2 separate regions of the Homo sapiens genome follow, and region 2 is linked to region 1. A link is an interaction called in ENCODE POLR2A ChIA-PET data of the cell type or tissue named here. Cell type or tissue: OCI-LY7. All regions are shown on one strand. Each heading gives the region's core, and the rest is flanking DNA. Links, peaks and the distances in the headings are about the cores only.

Region 1 (10,138 bases), core at 973-8,972:
TCTGCAGGTCAATAGTATTTAGTTGGCATAATTCTCAAAGCAAGTTAGATATACTGCTTGATACAGTAGATTATTTGGGAACATTCCTCTCACACTCTCCTCTTCCCCTGATAGACTGTAAAACTCAGAGTTTAGAAAGGCACTCAGGATGTTGGCTTTCTATTTCAAAGCCCAATCCAGCATCTTGAGAGGGAGCTGGATATAGCAGAAAATGTCCAGAGTACAGATTCAGAAGAACTGGATTTGAGTCCTGACTCCCCTATCACTTCATGATCTTAAGCTAGTCTTTTTCCTGCCTAAGCCTTATTTTCCTTATATTCCAATGGGAATAATGATATCTCCCTCACCAAAATGTTGTCAGGATAAAATGAGGAAATCAATATGAAATTGCTTTGTAAAATGTTAATCACCACACAAATAATGTTTGTAATCACATAGCTATGATGTGTTGTCTGAATGATGGTTAATTGTGGAACCAATTCTTTCTCTCTCACCTGGGCAGCATTTATCTGCAGCCTTGAATCCACTCCTAACTACTGTTAATGTGCCACATGTAGTATAAAGTATGGCAGAGAGAAATGCCTTTGAATAGTATCTAACTGCCTGGGCTTATGGTACTTCTTTCTACATCTCTGTCTTCCTAGACCAATGACATCTATACAACAGATCTTTCATTCTTAGCTAGACCATTTATCCACCATTCATCAGCATGAATGATAAACAGATTAGTCTATATTTTATGCAGTGAAAATCAGAGGCCCATAGACTGATTAGCATTTGGCAATCATGAATAAAGCTGGTATCAACATTTGTGTACAGGTATTTGCATCAGCATAAGTTTGGTTCTTTTCACTGAAATGCAAGTGAAAGGACAAGACCATAAGTACTAGAATCATAGCAGATGCTATGAGAATGGCTGGACTCTTTAAGGAAGGAAGATCGTACAAAGAGAACTGCATGTATACACCACATTTTCATACAATGGAATACCATTCAGCATTAAAAAAAAGAAGGTTCCTACCATTGGTGACAATGTGGATGGGCCTTGCAGACATGCTCAGTGAAATAAGCCAGTCATAGAAGGATAAATGCTGTATGACTCCACTTTTATGAAGTGTCTGAAATAGTCAACCTCATAGAAGCAGTAAATAGAAAAGTGGTTGCCAGAAGACAGGGCAGGGGAAACGAGAAATTGTTATTCAATGAGTATAAAGTTTCACTTATGCAAGATGAGTAAGTTCTAGAGATCTGCTGTACAACATAGTGCCTATAGTTAACAATACTGTGTAGTGCACTTAAAACTTAAGGGGATTAAGAGGGTCCACCTCGGCCGGGCGCGGTGGCTCACCCCTGTAATCCCAGCACTTTGGGAGGCCAAGGTGAGCAGATCACGAGGTCAAGAGATCGAGACCATCCTGGCCGATGTGGTGAAACCCCATCTCTACTAAAAATACAAAAATTAGCTGGGCGAGGTGGCGCGCACCTATAGTCCCAGCTACTCGGGAGGCTGAGGCAGGAGAATCGCTTGAACCTGGGAGGTGGAGGTTGCAGTCAGCTGAGATCGTGCCACTGCACTCCAGCCTGGCGACAGAGCAAGATTCCATCTCAAAAAAAAAAAAAAAAAAAAAAAAAAAAAAGAGGGTCCATCTCATGTTGTGTTCTTGCCATGCACAGACACACACAAAAGCAAAGGGACACAAAACTTTTGTAGGTAATGAATATGTTCGTTATCTTTAGTTTGACTGTGGCAATAGTATCTTGGGTGTATACATATGTCCAAACTTACCAAATTACATATATTAAATATGCATATTTTTGCATATAATTATACCCCAAGAAAGCTATAAAAGTACAAAAAAAAAAAAAGATGAGTACAGTGGAGGAAAACAAAAGGGAATGTACCCTGGCAAATGCCCCCAAATGGCGGTGGCAGTAGAACTGCTGTCAAAGAAAAATAATACAGAAGCTAGAATAAAGTGGGATGAAACACAAGAACAGCCTAGCTGGTGAAGTATAAGCAATTCTTGAGCCTGACAGACTAAGGGTGTAGAAGAAGAAGATGTATTTGATCCCACGATCACTGGTGACCTCAAAAGGGCAATTTCACACTAGTGATCAGAGGCTGAAGGAGGGAGTAGACGGAGGGGAAGCAAGCATTTGAGAAGTTGTGTATAAAAAGAGGAAAACAGAAATGGAAAGGGGCAACATCTGATTGTTGGTCATCCCTCTCTTGTGCTCTGTAACCCAGCCTATTCAGTTCACTTCATTACTGAATTTGCTTAGGGTTTCTTTATAACGTTAAATTATATGCAAAATGTATTTCTATCGTTTTCATTTCCTAAAGTCATAATCAGGATTATAATACAGTATTTAAGCTTTCATGTAGTTATTAGTGTTGAATATATATGTATATATGTGTAATTTTTCCCATTCCAATTTTTTTCTGTATGATTTCTATTTTCTTTTGATGTGACGCATATAGTTCCTGTAGCAAGAGTAAGTTTTCTGTCATTTAAATGAAAGGCCAAGTTAAATTTAACACTTTTCAAAACGTTAAATTAAAATAAGGATAGTGCTTTATATGTCTATATCGTATATCAAAAGTAAAGATTCAATGAAAACTTTAAGATCACTTACTAAACTTTCAAAGATGGGCAGACTTTCCATAAAGATTTCAACAGCAGAGACAGATGGGCTACATTCCAGAGAGGAAGGTCACAAGAGTGATGAATGAGACCTCTAATGTCTGCCATAGCTGTGAAAATCTTTATGGCTAACTAAAATTCCTAACGAATAACAACCTGTAAATATTATATGAGCTGTCAGACAGATAATGCTGAGCTCTGAGACCATTGCACATGGTGAACAGAATACCACACCATGGGATTTGTCAGTAGATTGCCAAGTCATTTAGAGTATCAGGCTCACATTTGATCTGGGAAGTCAAGAGTTCATACTAAAATTCTTGGCAAGGTGACTGAGTTGCAGAGATAAAACTATATCTAATATCCAGTGCTGATGGCTGCACAGTCACACAAAGTCTAATAGCCAAAGTTGGGCGGCATTACTCATGAAAAAAAAAAAGAAAAAAAAGCTGCTTCTAACCGACTTATAGAAAACTTCAAAAACATCACGGTGATTATTAGAAGAGTAAGAAAGCAATCAAGCTTCCTAAGGTCAGATATAGGAAGATAGATACCTACATAAATAGAGCCATGAATAATTTATGCTCAAGGAATTTTCGAGTAAATTCGAACATAATTGGCTGACTGCATTACCAGGGAACTTTCCTCCAGGTAATGGTGGTTACAGTCTTTGGGCCATCTGGGTTAAGTCAGGTTACTAACAAGTCAATGCAATATCGCCAGGTGCCTTTACTGTCTCTGCAGATGTACTTTTAAAAGACGACAGGCAGTCCACACCATTTGCTGAACGCTCTCTGTGTGAAAGGTATTGTATTAGGCACCAGGGAAATTTCAAGGAAAGTAAAATTTGAAACCTGAGACAGTAGGGAGCAACTCAGATATTAAAAACCAAATGATCATAGATGGGATGTACATCCATTAGAAAGCGAGAAGAGTGAGAAAGAACTAGCAATTAACGCAAAAAGAGTATAGGAGAGATTGAATTTGGGGCCCATTTTTCACTCAGTTGTGAAAGAACTAAACATGTATACCTTAGCCATGGCCTCATGGTGAGCGCAGTGTGCTTCCTAGCTCCTTGACCTTGGCTTGCTTGACCATGTGACTTGCTTTAGCAGATATGATGTGAACAGAGGCTTGTCACACTGGCAATCTGCCATGAGAACATGCCCCAGGTTGCTTCTGATCCTTTAGTCTGGGGCTCACAACCCAACACATTTAGAAACCATCTAAACTGAACTCACAGCCTAGAGGCGAACCCAGGCATGCTTCAGTATGAAGTAGAGCTTTCCAGTCAAGTTTTATCCAGATCACCCGAATTACAGTTGACCTGTAGACCCATAAGCATGAGAACAGAAGCTTTATATTCTTGTATAGTAGTTATATTGTGGCATTATTGTGGATACAGCTGACAGAGAGAGGAGTAGAGAGAGAAGGGGAGAGGGGAAACAGTATCATAAAGATTAAAGAATAAAAAATATCCTCCAGCCAAAGTCTCTCCCATTTGTTACTAGCCACTGCCTCTACTAACATGCAAAGATTAATGGGGATTATCATCCTCTTTGGTCTGTGCAGTTGAGACGTGTGGGTTGCTATTCACTGGTGTCTGGAACCCCTTTTCTAAGGCTGATAATCCATAATAGTTACAAGTATGAACTTGAATATGTTAGTAAATTGTTCTAGTCTCAGTTTTCTCTTCTGTGAAATGGAGACAATAACAGTCCTTATTTTAAAGGTTGGTGTGAGGATTAAACGGGTTAATCTATGCAAAATGCTTCCTCTGTGTTAAGAGCACAGAGCGCTCGATACTTTTTAAAAATTCCAACTCCTACGTTTATAATTATTTTCATCATTAATGTAGCTAGTTATCAGGATATTTATCTCATTCACGAACTTACTGCCAATGTGAGGAATCCCAGGGTAACCAGGAAAGTGACAGAGACTTTCCATGGTTCTAGAGTTAAACTGACTGTTAACCACCAAAGCATGGGACCAGGGAACTAGTTAAGGAAATAATCTTTCTTCCTCTTTTTCTAGCCATTTTCTGACTCTTTAAAAAATGTTACGCGGTTCTCAGAGTAATAAAACATGAACGGAGACAAATCTTCCTCTTGGCATTCTGATGCTGATGTTTACTATGAAAATCAACTGTGTTTTATCATTATATACTATATTAGTATTGCTTCAGAATTCAAAATAAATAGCTAAATATTTTTAGAAATAAATAAAACATTCTTGTTTAATTTCAATTGTTGGTTCTGATTTTTAAACTAAATTTTTACATAACCAAGCTTACTATTTTTTTTCCTATTTAAATTGGTGTGGGTGATTCATGTTAATGGAATTCTCTGACCTGAAGTTATGTGCTGTCTTGTTTAAGACATAAGCCTTGCTGCCCCCGCCTTTTTTTTTTTTTTTTTTTTTTTTTTGCCTGAAGATAACAAGGTTGTCATGAGCTTTTGTGTTGGGTTCCAGGAATAACTGAAGATGCAGTTCAAAACTGAATCTTCCTCTAATAGATGTATCTGCTCCAGATCTCCTGGACCAAGTCTTTTGAATTACTTTCTTTCCCTTGATAGCTGGTCTAGGTCGAATTCTATAACATGAACTCCTTCACTTTTCACCTCCTGAGAATAAATCCCTTCTGTCCCTAACTCACACCATAAATGAGCTCATTTCATTCCATTCCTCTTCGATTTTTTTTTTCCACAGACATTTCCTGCTCAGACTTTTTCTTTCCCTATCAAATTGCCCTCATGTTGACTAATCCTTCAATTATTCTCTCTCGTCTGCCTATTTCTATCTCATTAAAACATTAGTGCTCTCTAAAACCTATATTTATATTCATTATACATACGTAAGAAATCCCTTTTCTGAACAGAAGGGCGGTAAGGAGACTACACACGAAACTGGAAAGGGAGATATTCATCTTTTTTTTTTTTTTTGGATACAGAGTCTTGCTCCGTCACCCAGGCTGGAGCGCAATGGCGCGATCTCGGCTCACTGCAACCTCCGCCTCCTGGGTTCAAGCAATTCTCCTGCCTCAGCCTCCCAAGTAGCTGGGATTACAGGTGCCTGTCACCATGCCCAGCTAACTTTTGTATTTTTCAGTAGAGACGGGGTTTCACCATGTTGGTCAGGCTGGTCTTGAACTCCTGACCTCAGGTGATCCACCCACCTTGGCCTCCCAAAGTGCTGGGATCACAGGCGTGAGCCACCGCGCCCGGCCCGAGATATTCATCTTATCAGAATGGCTAAGTAGAAGGGAGAAACTGATTTTTCATCACTGAATGCATCTTGTGACTCTTGCTAGGTGAGATCAGGGACCAAGCAATTATAAACATTCTTTGCTAAGTTCCTATCAAAAGGAATACCCTCTACTTTGGATTTGCATGTAGCCTCAGGGACAATATGCGTTAATACTCAACTAGATAGAACATCTCCTTTCTCTCACTGTGGAATGGATTCCTCCCTTCCATTCTACTCCCATTGCACCCACTATTTACTACCACTGTAGGAGGTCATTTTTTATAGGTCTGTCTTTTGTGATTGGTATTTAAATGTCCCAAGGCAATAATTCTCTTTTTATCTTCATATTTCAGGTGACTCGTTTTTGTTAATAAATATAGGAATGAATGAATGAATACTACAGGCACAGTAAGTAACAATGCTACAGGCACCATGTCACTTCTTAGCTCAGAATTCTATGACTTCCCTTCTCACAAAGCATATATGCCAAAGGCTTTTAACGATAGCCAACCATAGTTGATAAGACCCTTCCTCGTCTGGCCCTTGGTCACTCACTGACCTCCTATCATTCACCATCTTTCTTCCTTGGCTTCAGTCATACTGGCTTCCTTGCTATTAATATTTCTCAAACCCTCTAAGCATGCTCCATCTTGGATCCTTTACTTTTACTGTTTCCTCCACCTGGAACACTTTGTCCCCCAATATCTGACTGGTGTACTTCCTCACATCTCTACTGAAATGTCACCATTCCTGACCACTCCACTAAAAGGGTCCCCTTCTCCCATCCTCTAGCCCCTTTAGCCTGCTTTATTCTTTGTTTTTAAATCAAACTTATCATGACCTGATTGTCCATCTTCTCTTGTTAAAATGTAAGCTCCACAATAAATAAACTTTGTTTTATTTACTGCCGTTTCCCCAGTTCCTAGATCAGAGTTTGATTTACATTGGTCATTCAACAGACATTTGTTGAGTAACAAAGTGAATCAATTCTTAACTGACTGAAGATAAAGTGAAGTTCATTAACTCTTTCTGGACATTAGACTAAGCACCAGGCTAAGTTCTTTCATTTTATTAGACTGGGAACAATCTTTTAAGTGCCCAGTTATTCATTCAATCAAGGCATATCCTGCATCTAATATGCAAGATGTTGTGTTAGATGCAAAATTATTTTTAATAAAAAAGTAATGCAGGCCCTATGCCCTTAAAGTGCTCACACTCCAACATATTTCCTTTCAAGATCTATGTTACTGACCATCTTACGTTCTAACTCTTGCCTGTCATGGGCATGTATGCTGCTGAGCTTAAGGTTTAAGGTAAGAGATTCATGTAATTTTATGCTGTCCCCAAAGTCCTTACCTATTAATGGAGATCATGAGGTTGGACACCTTAAATAATAATAATCACTACTTATCCTGAACAAAATAATCAACCTCATTATGAAAGCAAGAGTAAATCAAATTACCCAGTGACTGTAATGGGCCTATTATAATACCTTTTTCTTAGATGCTTCTAAATGCCTGTCAATTTCATTGCCCCCTCACAGATTGGCTTCCTCCAGGAAGCCAACTCTAAGGCAATGATTAGAGAGCAGGATAGACAACTGTGGAAGGGAAGTGAAAGAAACAGGAATAGAAATAGGGAGAAGTCAAGGTGAATGCAGACCCAGTGACAGTCTCATTCAACCCCATGGGAGCTCTTGAGCTAGAATGTTAATGTTCTCCTGAGTTGGGCCAAAATGGCCAGGTCATTATTCCCCTACACTGATCAGGAAGAGCTGCCCCTGTAAGGGGTATGATCTTGGGTGAGGCAGCTGATGCAATTCCTGAAGATTGTCTGCTGAGGACACTCCCTTTCATCGAGAGACTAAAGGGTCCCTAAGGATGCAGAAAAGCAACTTCAAATAATTCCTCAGGCATAGGTCACTGTATTTAGTGTTCCACATGACTTTCATTACCACAAATTGTGCAGGCATTGGTATAAAGGAGTGATTCTCAACTAGGGGCAATTTCACCCAACAGGGGACATCAGACAGACAATGTCTGGAGACATTTTTGGTTGTCACAGCTAAGGGAGGGGAGTGCTACTGGCATGTAGTGAGTAGAGGCCAGAGATAATGCACAGGACAGCCCCCAATAATTTTTGCCCACAGAGGTGTGATCCCACCATTTCTGTTGCGCAAAGCTTTGTATTCTAGGACAGATGACAAAATGCTACCCCAGGCCAAACTCACAAATGCCTTCATTTTCTGAGTAGTGTAAAAATACACTTTTCAGAGCCAGCATTCCACTAATTATCTGGCCCCAAATGCCAATAGTGCCCAGGTCAAGAAAGCCTAGTTTACAGTCTGGCCTGTGGCCTGTGAGATGGCATTACCCTTAGATGGATAATAAATAACTAATCCAATCAGATGCTTTGTCTTGGAGAGCTTGAATGTAATACACAGAGATAAACAGAGATGACAGATGGGTGGGGAAGTTTAAAAAGTCGGATAACAAAGGAAGAAAATGGAAGTCATAAGAAAGTAGAAACTATAAGTAGAAGGTGTTAGGTGGAGAGAAGAGAGAAGATATGATACTGTAATAGTCTGAAGTCTATGGCAGCAAATGCATATACAGAAAGAAGCAAACATGTTTCGTGGTGTCTGTTGTTCCATGTTATTCTTTTCTTTCTTTCTTTTTTTTTTTTTTTGAGATGGAGTCTCGCCCTGTTGCCTAGGCTGGTGTGCAATGGTGTGATCTTGGCTCACTGCAACCTCCGTCTCCTGGGTTCAAGCGATTCTCCTGCCTCAGCCTCCTGAGTAGCTGGGATTACAGGTGTGCGCCACCATGCCTGGCTAATTTTTTGTGTCTTTAGTAGAGACAGGGTTTCACCATGTTGGCCAGGTTGGTCTCCAACTCCTGACCTCGTGATCCGCCCGCCTCAGCCTCCCAAAGTGCTGGGATTATAGGTGTGAGCCACCGCGCCCGGCCCATGTTATTCTTCATGCCTCTCTGTATCCTGAAAATGTTCCTTATCACCTAAGCCTATCCCTGTCCCTTACAGCCTTAAGGAGACATAGCACATAACAGAGCAGTACCTGCAGTCGCCTGAAATCAAGATGATTTTTACTGCAGATATCTGAAAGTCTATTTAAAAATCTAGAATGGTTTTTAAACCAGGAACAGTTTATGTAAGTCTACTAAAGAACAAAATGCCTTTTGTCCTCACTTCAAAGTTCTCACCAGAAAGTACTTTGTAATCCCAAACTGGTTGTGTTCTGAAAATGGAAAACATCCAAATGGAAAAACGAAAGTAATGATTCTTGCCCACAGGGATGTGATCCCACTATTTCTGTTGTGCAAAGCTTTGTATTTTGGACAGATGACAAAATGCTACCCCAGGCCAAATTCACAAATGCCTTCATTTTCTGGGTAGTGTAAAAATACACCCTTCAGAGCCAGCATTCCACCAAAATAGTGCCCATGTTATAAAACTGATTCAGAACTCTGGTGCTGGTCTCTTGGCCCTAGCTCCTCATGAGGCCCAGAAGAATCTGTCACAATGAGGAAGATGAAATAAGAAAGAAACAGACATTTGTCTCATCTCTTCCATGCCACCGGGCTAATTTCCATGTAAGTCCGTGACGAAGGAGTGGTGGTTAGTGATCCAGCTAAATGCGCCCATTCAGCTCTAAAGCCAGATTATGCATGGGGTATGATAGCAGCTTCATAAAGTCTAGGAGAGGTTAATACTATTGTTGTTCCACTCAGATCCCTTTTACTGAGCTGGTTCACCCAGCCGCAGTTGTTGTGAGTGTTGGTTGCTAAGGCCTCATTGGTCCTTTCACCAGAAATCCTCCCTTGGCCAAATGGGAACTGCTTTGCTATCTCCTACTCCCCAGAAATCCACAGCCAATGACTAATTCACACGGGAAAATAAAAGCCCAGCCCTGGCTGGGCGCGGTGGCTCACGCCTGTAATCCCAGCACTTTTGGAGACCGAGGCAGGCGGATCAGGAGATCAGGAGTTCGAGACCAGCCTGGCCAACCTAGTGAAACCCCGTCTCTAGTAAAAATACAAAAAAAAAAAAAAAAAAAAAAATCCAGGCGCGGTAGTCCCAGCTACTCGGGAGGCTGAGGCAGGAGAATAGCTTGAACCTGGGAGGCGGAGGTTGCAGTGAGCCAAGATCACGCCATTGCACTCCAGTTTGGGTGACAGAACAAGACTCCATCTCAAAACAAACAAACAAAAAGCCCAGGCCCCTTATCT
Region 2 (10,138 bases), core at 1,264-9,263, 86 kb before region 1:
GCTACACTATCTGGAATATCTTGGCCCTACATTTTACTTTACCTGAGTATTACAAAATTTCTTCCTAGAACAATGTTTTTTTCCACTCTCCAAACAACTCTCCCTAATTATTCTAATTAATACTGCTCTTCCTACCTATATAAGGTACCATACGTTTGACCTTAATCTTATTTAAGTTGGTGTACACGGTCTTGTAACATTTATTAACTGTTTTATTACTTCCCAATTTTATTTCCCCCAAAACACAGTAACATCTTTTGTGAAGCTGACATAGGCTTTTTTCAAAGGATTTCTTATACAACAGGTAGAAAGATAGCAGGCAACAATAAGATATGTGTGTGTGTGTGTGTGTGTGTGTGTGTGTGTGTCATATATAAATTTGAATGTATAAGCCTTCAGTCATTCCAACCTAAGACATCTAAAGTAACCTTGAAAAGCAAAATGGGTATACGTTGGCATTAATAAACGATACCACTAGCAATAAGAGAAGATAAAATAATATGGTTGTCATTTGGGTTCTACAGACAGAAAGGACTTAGAATAATGTAAGTGTTCCACCACCGGCCACAAGTAGACCTGGTACCATCTCCTTCACTCTCATAGGCAAGGAATTCTATCACATCATGAAGTCCGCTGCATGACCAGAGTCACGCCAGCTTGGGCAATGAACAGGGATCATGCCTTATACTTTTGTGCATTCTATTACCCAGAGAAAGGTTTTGAACATTCTAAGTACTCCATATTTATGGGGGAAAAAAATCAATGCCTCACAGAAAACTGTAAATGTAAACTGACCATATCTATGGTATACATGAGTCTTCCTCACCCAAGAGGCAGGAAGCAATCTTCCTTTTCTGTTAATAACTGAATAGCCTTTTATTAGGACAGCCACTGTAATTTAGGGCTCTGCATATATTTAAAAAATGTGAAGAAACAGGAGTTGGTATAGAGAATAAAATTTAATTTAATGGGTAGATAATAGATCCACTAAGGATGGATAAAGGGATAAGGCTTATTTAGCTGAAAAAAAATTAAACTGTACAGTATTTATGTAACCAGGAGGCTGTTACCAACTAGAGCCCCTCAACATAACACACAAAAAAGTGTGTATTATATCAGAAAAGTTTGGAAGAGTTGTGTTTGGTTAACTTCGTTTTGTTTTCACATTACTCAAAAAAGAAGAAAAACACCCAGCAGATATTTAAAAGAAAACATTTGTGGTCACTAGAAATAAAAAATACACAAATATTAACAATGAGATGGTTTAATTTTCCTTGTTACAATAGCAAAAGTAAAAATAATACTCCATGCTGGGAAGGACATGGTTAGATTGGCACTTTGAAGTATTATGAGTGTAAATGGCTACAGCCTTTTGAGAAAGTTTCAGGCAGTGCATTCCAAGAAGCTTAGAAACATTAACACCATTTGACTCAGTGATTCCACTTACATGAATCAAATGTAGAAAGGTGTTATGCATAAAGGTGTTCCTCAAAGTCTTACGTGGAACAGTAGAAAAATTGGAAACGACTATGGAAATAATTATCAGCTCTATATTCTTTAATTGCGTCTTGGCCAGAAAATGTAACTGAAGTAAGAGGCTACAAAAGCCTTAACTGACAGTTAGAAGCAAGAACCTTGAAAAGAACATGGGAACTGTACACACAAATGTTTTGAGAAGATAAAACAGTCTGCTAGCCATTCTACCTGGAGAGATAAGTTAAAGGTAACTAAATATTTACATATCAGTTATTATAAAAATTAAAACTTACAGAAACCCATCATAAAGTTGAGTTTCTGTATAAAATTGCTTGCTAAGAAGGGCAAAGTTGTTCCTGTAATTCGGAAAGTTTACAAGGATACTTGCCTTGTCACCTTGACACCATACATATTTGGTAAAGAAAATTTTATCCATTAAGATATTTGTGGTAGAAAACTATTGATTTAAATTCATAGCTATATTTTTCATAGGATAAATGTTACTTATCAACTTTCTGATAACTGACTGTCTGTTTTTGACCACACTGACTTTATTCTGTAACATCACTTATACATAAGTAGCTTGTTGGACAGAAGGTATTATAACACTTTACTTGGCTTTCTTCTCAGAAGCTTGTTAGTAATAAGCCTCCAGATTCTTAAAGATTTCCTTCCATAAATTCAACACGAATTTGACTTTTCTTTGTCACAATTTTCAAAAATTGGGAAATATTTTTTTACAAAAGTGGTACCCCAATAAACTGCAACTAGCGAAAAATAACATCTCTGAGGAACTAAGAATAAGAGAAGACTTATGATTACAGTAGGATACAACACTTTAAACATTCTATTATCTCAAACAACTATATAAAAATGCATAGGAAAGAAGACCGGAAGCAATCTTTTAAAATGTAAATAGTGGCTATTTCTGGGTACTGAGATGTGAGGTGATTTTCATTTTGTTTTTGCACTTCACCTTCTAAAATTTCTAGAATGAACATCCATGTTTTAATGTTCAATAAAAGTAAGATCATAAAAACTTCTATACCCTCAGTAAACGTTTTTCTCCTTGATATTTTTAGCCTGTTGCCCTAAAGTTTGAAAATACATGGCACGCTCTTAAATGTTTACTGAAGCAGGAAACCAATGAACGAACGAGGCCATCAGCACATCAAATTGTGTTCAGTGTTTCCTTTCTTTGTCATATAAATTCTGAATCCATAGTGACACTTTTTACGGGTCTTATTTCTCCTTATCAATTAATTATTCCTTTTAGGGCAAAATTAATTCCAGAATAGCAGTTCACTTGGTTTTGCTAAGATAACAAATTGCCAATAAAATCTACAACTTAACTGATATTCCCTATTTTAATTACTTTGAGGCTTTATCTTCTACTTTCTGGAAAGAACTCCATCTCTCCAGAGTTCCATCTTGCCAGTTTAATAATCCGCCTTAGAAAACCCTCATCTGTATCTTTCCATCTTCTTGAGTGGTATTTGTTTTCCTCCCGAGCAAAATCACTCTCCCTTGCTCTACTGTGCTTCATTCAATGAACAATTATTTTTTCAGAGGCTACCATGCACCAGGCACTGGTGACAAAGATGAGGAAGACAGTTCCTGCTTTAAAGAGGCTCATTACAGGCTCATCTCATTAAATTGCACTTTGCTGTATTGCACTTTGTGAAAATTGCATTGTTTACAAACTGAAGGTTTGTGGCAATCCTGTGTTGAGCATGTCTATGGACATTTTTCCAGCAGCATGTGCTCACTTTGGGTCTGTGTCTCGTTTTGAAAATTCCCTCAATATTTCAAATTTGTCATTATTTTTATATCTATTATGGTGAATCGTGATCAGTAATCGTTGATGTTACTACTGAAATTGTTTTGGGGTGCAACTAACCACACCCACATAAGATGGCAAACTTAATTGATCAACGTCATACGTGTTCTGACTGCTCCACCGACCAGCTGTTCCCCCATCTCTTTCCCTCTCCTCTGGCCTTCCTGTTCTGAGACACAACAATATTAAAATCAGGGTAATTAATAACCCTACAATGGCCTCTAAGTGTTCAAGGGAAGAAAGAGCCATACCTCTGTCACTTTACATCAGAAGCTATTAATGATTGAGCTTAGTGAGGAAAGCATGTTGAAAGATGAGACAGACTGAAAGCTAGGCCTCTCATGCCAAACAGTCAAGTTGTGAATGCAAAGGAAAAGTTAATGAAGGAAATTAAAAGTACTACCCTGCGAGCACACAAATGATAAGAAAGTAAAACAGCCTTATTCCTGATATGGAGAAAGTTTGAGTGCTCTGAATAGAAGATCAAACTAGCCACAACATTTCTTTAAGCCAAAGCCTAATCCAGAGCAAAACCTTAACTCCCTTCAATTCTATGAAGGCTAAAAGAGATGAGGAAGCTGCAGAAGAAAAGTTGGAAGCTAGTAGAGGTTGCTTCAAGAAGCTTAAGGAAACAAGCCATATCCATAACATTAAGGTGCAAGATGAAGCAGCAAGCATTGATGCAGAAGCTGCAGCCAAGTTTTCCAGATGAAGCTAAGGTCATGGATGAAGGTGGCTACAACGAACAACAGATTTTCAACATAGATGAAACAGCCTTCTATTTAAAGGTGATACTATCTAGGACTTTCATAGCTCTAGAGGAGAAATCAATGACTGCCTTCAAAGCTTCAATGGACAGGCTGTATCTCTTAGTAGGGCCTAATGCAGCTGGTGACTAAGTTGAAGCCAATGCTCATCTACCATTCTGAAATCACAGGGCCCTTAAGAATTATGTGAAATCAGGCCGGGCACAGTGGCTCATGCCTGTAATCCCAGCACTTTGGGAGGCTGAGGCGGGCAGATCACGAGGTCAGGAGTTGGAGACCAGCCTGGCCAACATGGTGAAACCCCGTCTCCACTAAAAATACAAAAATTAACCAGGTGTGGTGGCAGACGCCTGTAATCCCAGCTACTCAGGAGGCTGAGGCAGGAGAATTGCTTGAACCCGGGAGGTGGAGGTTGCAGTGAGCCAAGATCGTACCACTGCACTCCAGCCTGGGTGACAGAGCAAGACTCCGTCTTGGAAGGAAAAAAAAAAAAGGAATTATGTGAAATCTACTTTGCCTGTGCTGTATAAATGGAAAAACAAAGCTTGGATGACAGCGTATCTGTTTACGGCATGGTTTACTGAATATTTCAAGCTCACTGTAAGACCTAGTGTTCAAAATAGGTTTCCTTTCAAAATATAACTGCTCACTGACAATGCACCTTGTCACCCAAAAGCTTGGATGGAGATGTACAAAGAGATTCACGTTTTCATGCCCGCTTACACAACATCCATTCTGTAGCCCAAGGATTAAGAAAAAATTGTGACTTTCAACTCTTATTAGTTGAGAAATATTTTGTAAGGCTATAGCTTGACATAGACAGTGATTCCTCTGATGGATCTGGGCAAAGTAAATGGAAAATCTCTGGAAGTCAGGTGTGGTGGCTCACGGCTGTAATCCCAGCACTTTGGGAGGCCGAGGCAGGTGGATCATGAGGTCAGGAGTTTGAGACCAGCCTGGCCAAAATGGTGAAACCCCGTCTCTACTAAAAATACAAAAATTAGCCGGGCGTAGTGGCACACGCCTGTAGTCCCAGCTACTCGGGAAGCTGAGGCAGAAGAATCACTTGAACCCAGGAAGGCAGAGGTTGCAGTGAGCCTAGATCACGCCACTGCACTCCAGCCTGGACAACATAGCAAGACTGTGTCTCAAAAAAAAAAAAAAAAAAAATCTCTGGAAGTGATTCTTGATGCCATTAAGAACATTTGTGATTGATAGGAGGTCGTCAAAATATCAACATTACCAGGAGTTTGGAAGACGTTGATTCCAACCCTCATGGATGACTGTCAGGGGTTCAAGACTTCAGTGGAGGATGTAACTGCAGATGTAGTGGAAACAGGAAGAAAATTGAAATCACAAGTGGGGCGTGAAGATATGGCTGAATTGCTGCAATTTCATGATCAAACTTTAATGGATAGGGAGTTGCTACTTATGGATGAGCAAAGTAAGTGGTTTCATGAGATAGTATCACATTCTACAGAGAAATCTTTCACAAAAGGAAGAGTCAACTGAGTGGCAGTCTTCATTGTTGTCTTATTTTAAGAAATTGCCACAGCCACCCCAACCTTCAGCAACCACCATGCTGTGCAGCCATCAACATCGAGGCAAGACCCTCCACCAGCAAAAGGATCATTACTGGCTGAAGGCTCAGGTGATCGTTAGCTTTTTTAACAATAAAGTATTTTAAATTAAGGTATGTACATTGTTTTTTAAGACATAATGCTGTTGCACACTTACTAGACTACATTATAGAGTAAACATAACTTATATGTACTAGAAAACCAAAACACTTGTGTGACTTACTTTATTGTGATATTTGCTTTACTGAAGTGTTCTGGAACTGAACCTGCAAAATCTCCAAGGTATGTCTGTATTTAGTCTTGAGAGTCATGAGCATAAACACCTGTAAACGTCGCAAGTACTTTCATCAAATGCATGGAAGCTTATCCTTAGTGTTTGGACTTCTCTGCAGATAATTTGTTTTAATTGCTACCTCCTCTCCTTTAAGATCAGTTTCCTTTGAACCCAGGATGTCCTTCTGGTATCTTATCTATGTCACCTCAAACTCCTATGAAAGCTTTTTAGTTTTTTTATGTTTCTTGTTCCCGAAATATCTGCATAGAGGGTTGGTTGCCTTACTGTCCATGGGATCTCCTGTACTTCAATCATTTGCTTGTTGGTTTTTGATACTTTCTCTGCCTTTTCTCTGCTCTGCTGTTTATTACAGTACATTTTCCTGCTCCCTTACCAATTGGCTTCCAAGTAAGTTTGGCCAATAGGAGTCACTGGCAGAAGCCTAGAGGGCAGGCGGAAAGGAGAAGCCGGGCGTACTTCCTTTTTCATTCTACCTCCGGCAATAGGTCTGGCTAACTGTGTCTCCTTCCTGGCTCCAGCTCCCTCGGAGCCCCTCCCTCATTGGTCCCAGCTGGCCAAAGGTTCCAACTCCGCCTTGATGCCCATGACATCTGGGGCTCTGGTGATACCACCTCTTGTCATTGTCCCTCCAGCCCTAGGTATAACAGAAACTTCATGCTGTGTGTGTGGCTTCTCAGCACTTCCATTCTTGAGTAACCAATTTCCCGCATTAAATTCCCTTTGTTTGAAATAACTAGAGGGTTTATGTTTTCTGACCAGGCAGACCCTGATTGATACATCTTCCAAATCAAAAACCTTAGTATAAAAAACCTTCAACATACCATATAAGGCTTTTCACAGTTTTAGCCCTCCTCATCTCTACAGCCATTCTGTGATACCTCCACTACCACAGACTAGTACCACCATCATTTATTAGATATTTATGCTCTTTTTTGAGACAGAGTCTCACTCTGTTGCCCAGGCTGAAGTGCAGTGGTGCGATCTTGGCTCACTGCAACCCGTGCCTCCCAGGTTCAAGCAATTCTCCTGCCTCAGCTTCCCGAGTATCTGGTACTACAGGCAGACGCCACCACTTCTGGCTTTTTTAAATTTTTATTTTAGTAGAGATGGGGTTTCACCGTGTTGCCCAGGCTGGTCTCGAACTCCTGACCTCAGGTGATCCACCTGCCTCGGCCTCCCAAAGTGTAGTCTTTTTTATCCTGAATGATATATTATTTTAGAATTGGGGGAGGGCAAACAACACAGTACAAAATGTATTATTTTAATTTGCATGTCAAATTAAAGTACGTGTATGCTTTCCAAAAGTTAGGATAAATTGTGATCAGGTGATCTTTATCACCTTGGTTAAGAAGTAAAATACTTCAGAAAAATTTAGTGGCTCCTTGAGTGTCAAATGTGAAGACCTAAACCTAGGTGTCTCTCACTATCTGAATTCTTGGTATCTCAATTCAGGAACCCAATAGATTATTAAATAAGGAGAGACACTGGTATATGATAATAATAACTAATAATAATAATGCATATCACTAATAGCAATTATAATTCCTTGAGCAGTTACTACATCAGACATTCTGTTACCTTACATATGTCATTCTAATCCTCACAACACAAGATAAGTCTCATCATAACTATTTAATACATCACATAACTGAGGTTTAAAATTATTAGTGGCTTCCTTTTTGACCACAGAGAACTGGTGACAGAATCAGAATTTAAATCCAGCCTCAAAGTCAATGAACAATTTTGTTGCTGCAAAACATTGCCTCCAAACCTAAACTCATAAAGTGACAATAGGAAAGTCACAGTATAATCAATTAGTTCCCCCACTGAATGCACCCCATAAAGAGTGCATATATCACAGTTTATATTCTAGATAAAAGCAAACCTGTATTTTAAACTTATCACATTATATACATTATATTTAATTATAGGGGGTGCGAGAGACATTAAACTAGGCAGCAGTGGCTCTGCCGCTTAATCTCTGGTTCCTTCCTGTAACACAATGATTTCTATGCTTTGTCTTCTAAAACAATTGCTAAGGAGAGCTACCAAGTGGGAAAGAAAATAGATCCCTCCTCTGCCTGAACTTGACTCAACTGGCAAAACATTAAACCGCATAAATAACATTTTCAGGTGTTCCTGTTTGGTTAATTATCCTCCCCCGACCTGAGTCACTTGATTTGAGTTTACATTTATACTTTCAAAAATTAAGTGCTCTAGAACAGTGCTACTCAAAATATGGTCTTTCACAAGCATAGATATGGACAGTGTGTTAAGTAACTTCTATAGCAATTTGACATTGCCATGACATCCAAATTCATGATCAATGAATTCATCTCATGGAGCAGGGTACAGACGAGGTCAAGTGTTGTTGAACTTGACTGTTGAGTTACATGTGGTGTGAATGCATACTTGTCAGTTTCATTAGCACCACCTAAAAATCTGTGATGTGTAGTATGTTAAAAACCACCACCGCGGCTGGGTGCAGTGGTTCACGCCTGTAATCCCAGCAGTTTGGGAGGCGGAGGCTGGCAGATCATGAGGTCAAGAGATCGAGACCATCCTAGCCAACATGGTGAAACCCCGTCTCTACTAAAAATGCAAAAATTAGCTGGGTGTGGTGGTGCACACCTGTAATCCCAGCTACTCGGGAGGCTGAGGCAGGAAAATCGCTTGAACCCGGGAGGCAGAGTTTGCAGTGAGCTAAAATCGCACCACTGCACTCCAGCCTGGCAACAGAGCAAGACTCTGTCTCAAAAAAACAAAAAAAAAAACCCACCACCAACAAAAACCTGGCCCTTCACCAGTTTGAGAAGCACTGCTCTTCAGTGATAGCTTCTTTTTTTTTTTTTCTAAGACAACGTCTTGCTATATTGCCCAGGCTGGACTCAAATTCCTGGGCTCAAGGGATCCTTCTGCCTCAGCCTCTGGAAGCGCTGGGACTACAGGTGCGTGCCACCATGCCTGGCCTTAAAGTGATAGCCTCTTTACAGACCAAGAAAGTAAAATATAAAAACAATCACTTTCTTACCAAAATTAATGCTTGGTAAAGAAATCTGTATGTAAATATATCAATATAAGCAACATTTGTCTCCGTTATATAAGCTTCTATTTATGAGGGGGTGTAATGACTTTCCTGGAGTTATGCAAGCGATGAACGCTTTGTGGAATAGCAAATTTTGAAACATTCCCACAGAATATCACCAATTCATAAATAAGCTAATGATTCATCCACTATGTCATAAGAGAGACTTTCAGAATATTTTTAGGTCATTTTATTACTACCGTAGAGGGTACAGACTTTAAAAACTATCTATTTTATGTGAGTGCTCTGACTGTTCTGAATCTCTTTCCAGCAAAATTGCAGCTCCCAAGAGACATACAGAGGTAATCAGACTTGTGGGCTTAAAAAAGAAATATTGGAAATGTCTGAATAAGAGCAGACACGTTTTTAGATGCCTTTACTCTGTGTGCAAAAATCATCTTCTGCAGATCCAGCTACATAAAATTGTACATATCCAGCACTTTTCTTCTAGCTGCAGGTGTAACCTTAATGTTCCTCTTATTTAGATCAGTAAACTACAATTTGGCAGCTCTTTTAAAACTGTAAACCAGTCAAAGTCTAAGGAACAATTCTTTTTGAGTTTCCTTCTGAAATAAGCTTGGAGAGATGCAATTCAGAAATATCTATTATGTTCTTCAATTAGAAGCTTTAAATCAAGTTATTTGAACAAGAAAAAATATTATAATATTTAGAACAGTCCATTAAAATGCCATAAATTTTGATTTGGAAGTTACATTTCTATTTTACAAATGGGGAAAGTCAATGGATCCTAATCAAAGTTAAAAGAGCAGATTATTTTTCTTTTTTCTTTTATAAGCTGAATAGTAAAGGAAGAACATTTATAACAGCCTTAATAACAAATTTGAGTAAATCTCCTGTGCTAATTTTGTCAGCTAGGGAATAAAGAATGTCATATGGATTCCAGTTTAATTATGCCGATAAAGCAGTTTTATAAATCATGCTAAGAGTAATGGATGTTCCTTTGAGAACAGAGAACTCGGAGTTTGTAAAATGTGTGTTCTGGACTTGGTTCCTTATCTTCTACCATAGTGAGTATAAATCAAATCAAGTCTTGAGTCTCAGTCTGCTCAAGTCCAAATGGAAAGAAGGGAAAAG

What was found. Peaks named below come from ENCODE experiments on the same cell type or tissue, not always from the same donor. Only the 100,000 strongest peaks of a DNase experiment are listed, where the experiment ranks them.
Region 2: POLR2A ChIA-PET joins it to region 1 with 7 read pairs; 3 of 35 experiments call an interaction of 5 or more read pairs at or near these places.

Annotation. Positions count from the first base shown.
Region 1 is chrX:31,328,363-31,338,500 of GRCh38, forward strand. All of the region lies in intron 61 of DMD (dystrophin), which reads right to left. Among named protein-coding and RNA genes, the nearest start is that of FTHL17, 260 kb to the left of the region's middle. In OCI-LY7, for the core only: no CTCF peak of the experiment used is centred there; no DNase peak of the experiment used is centred there.
Region 2 is chrX:31,242,368-31,252,505 of GRCh38, forward strand. The region is part of intron 63 of DMD (dystrophin); the gene reads right to left. Among named protein-coding and RNA genes, the nearest start is that of FTHL17, 180 kb to the left of the region's middle. In OCI-LY7, for the core only: no CTCF peak of the experiment used is centred there; no DNase peak of the experiment used is centred there; H3K4me3 peaks cover 1,373 bases; H3K27ac peaks cover 2,633 bases.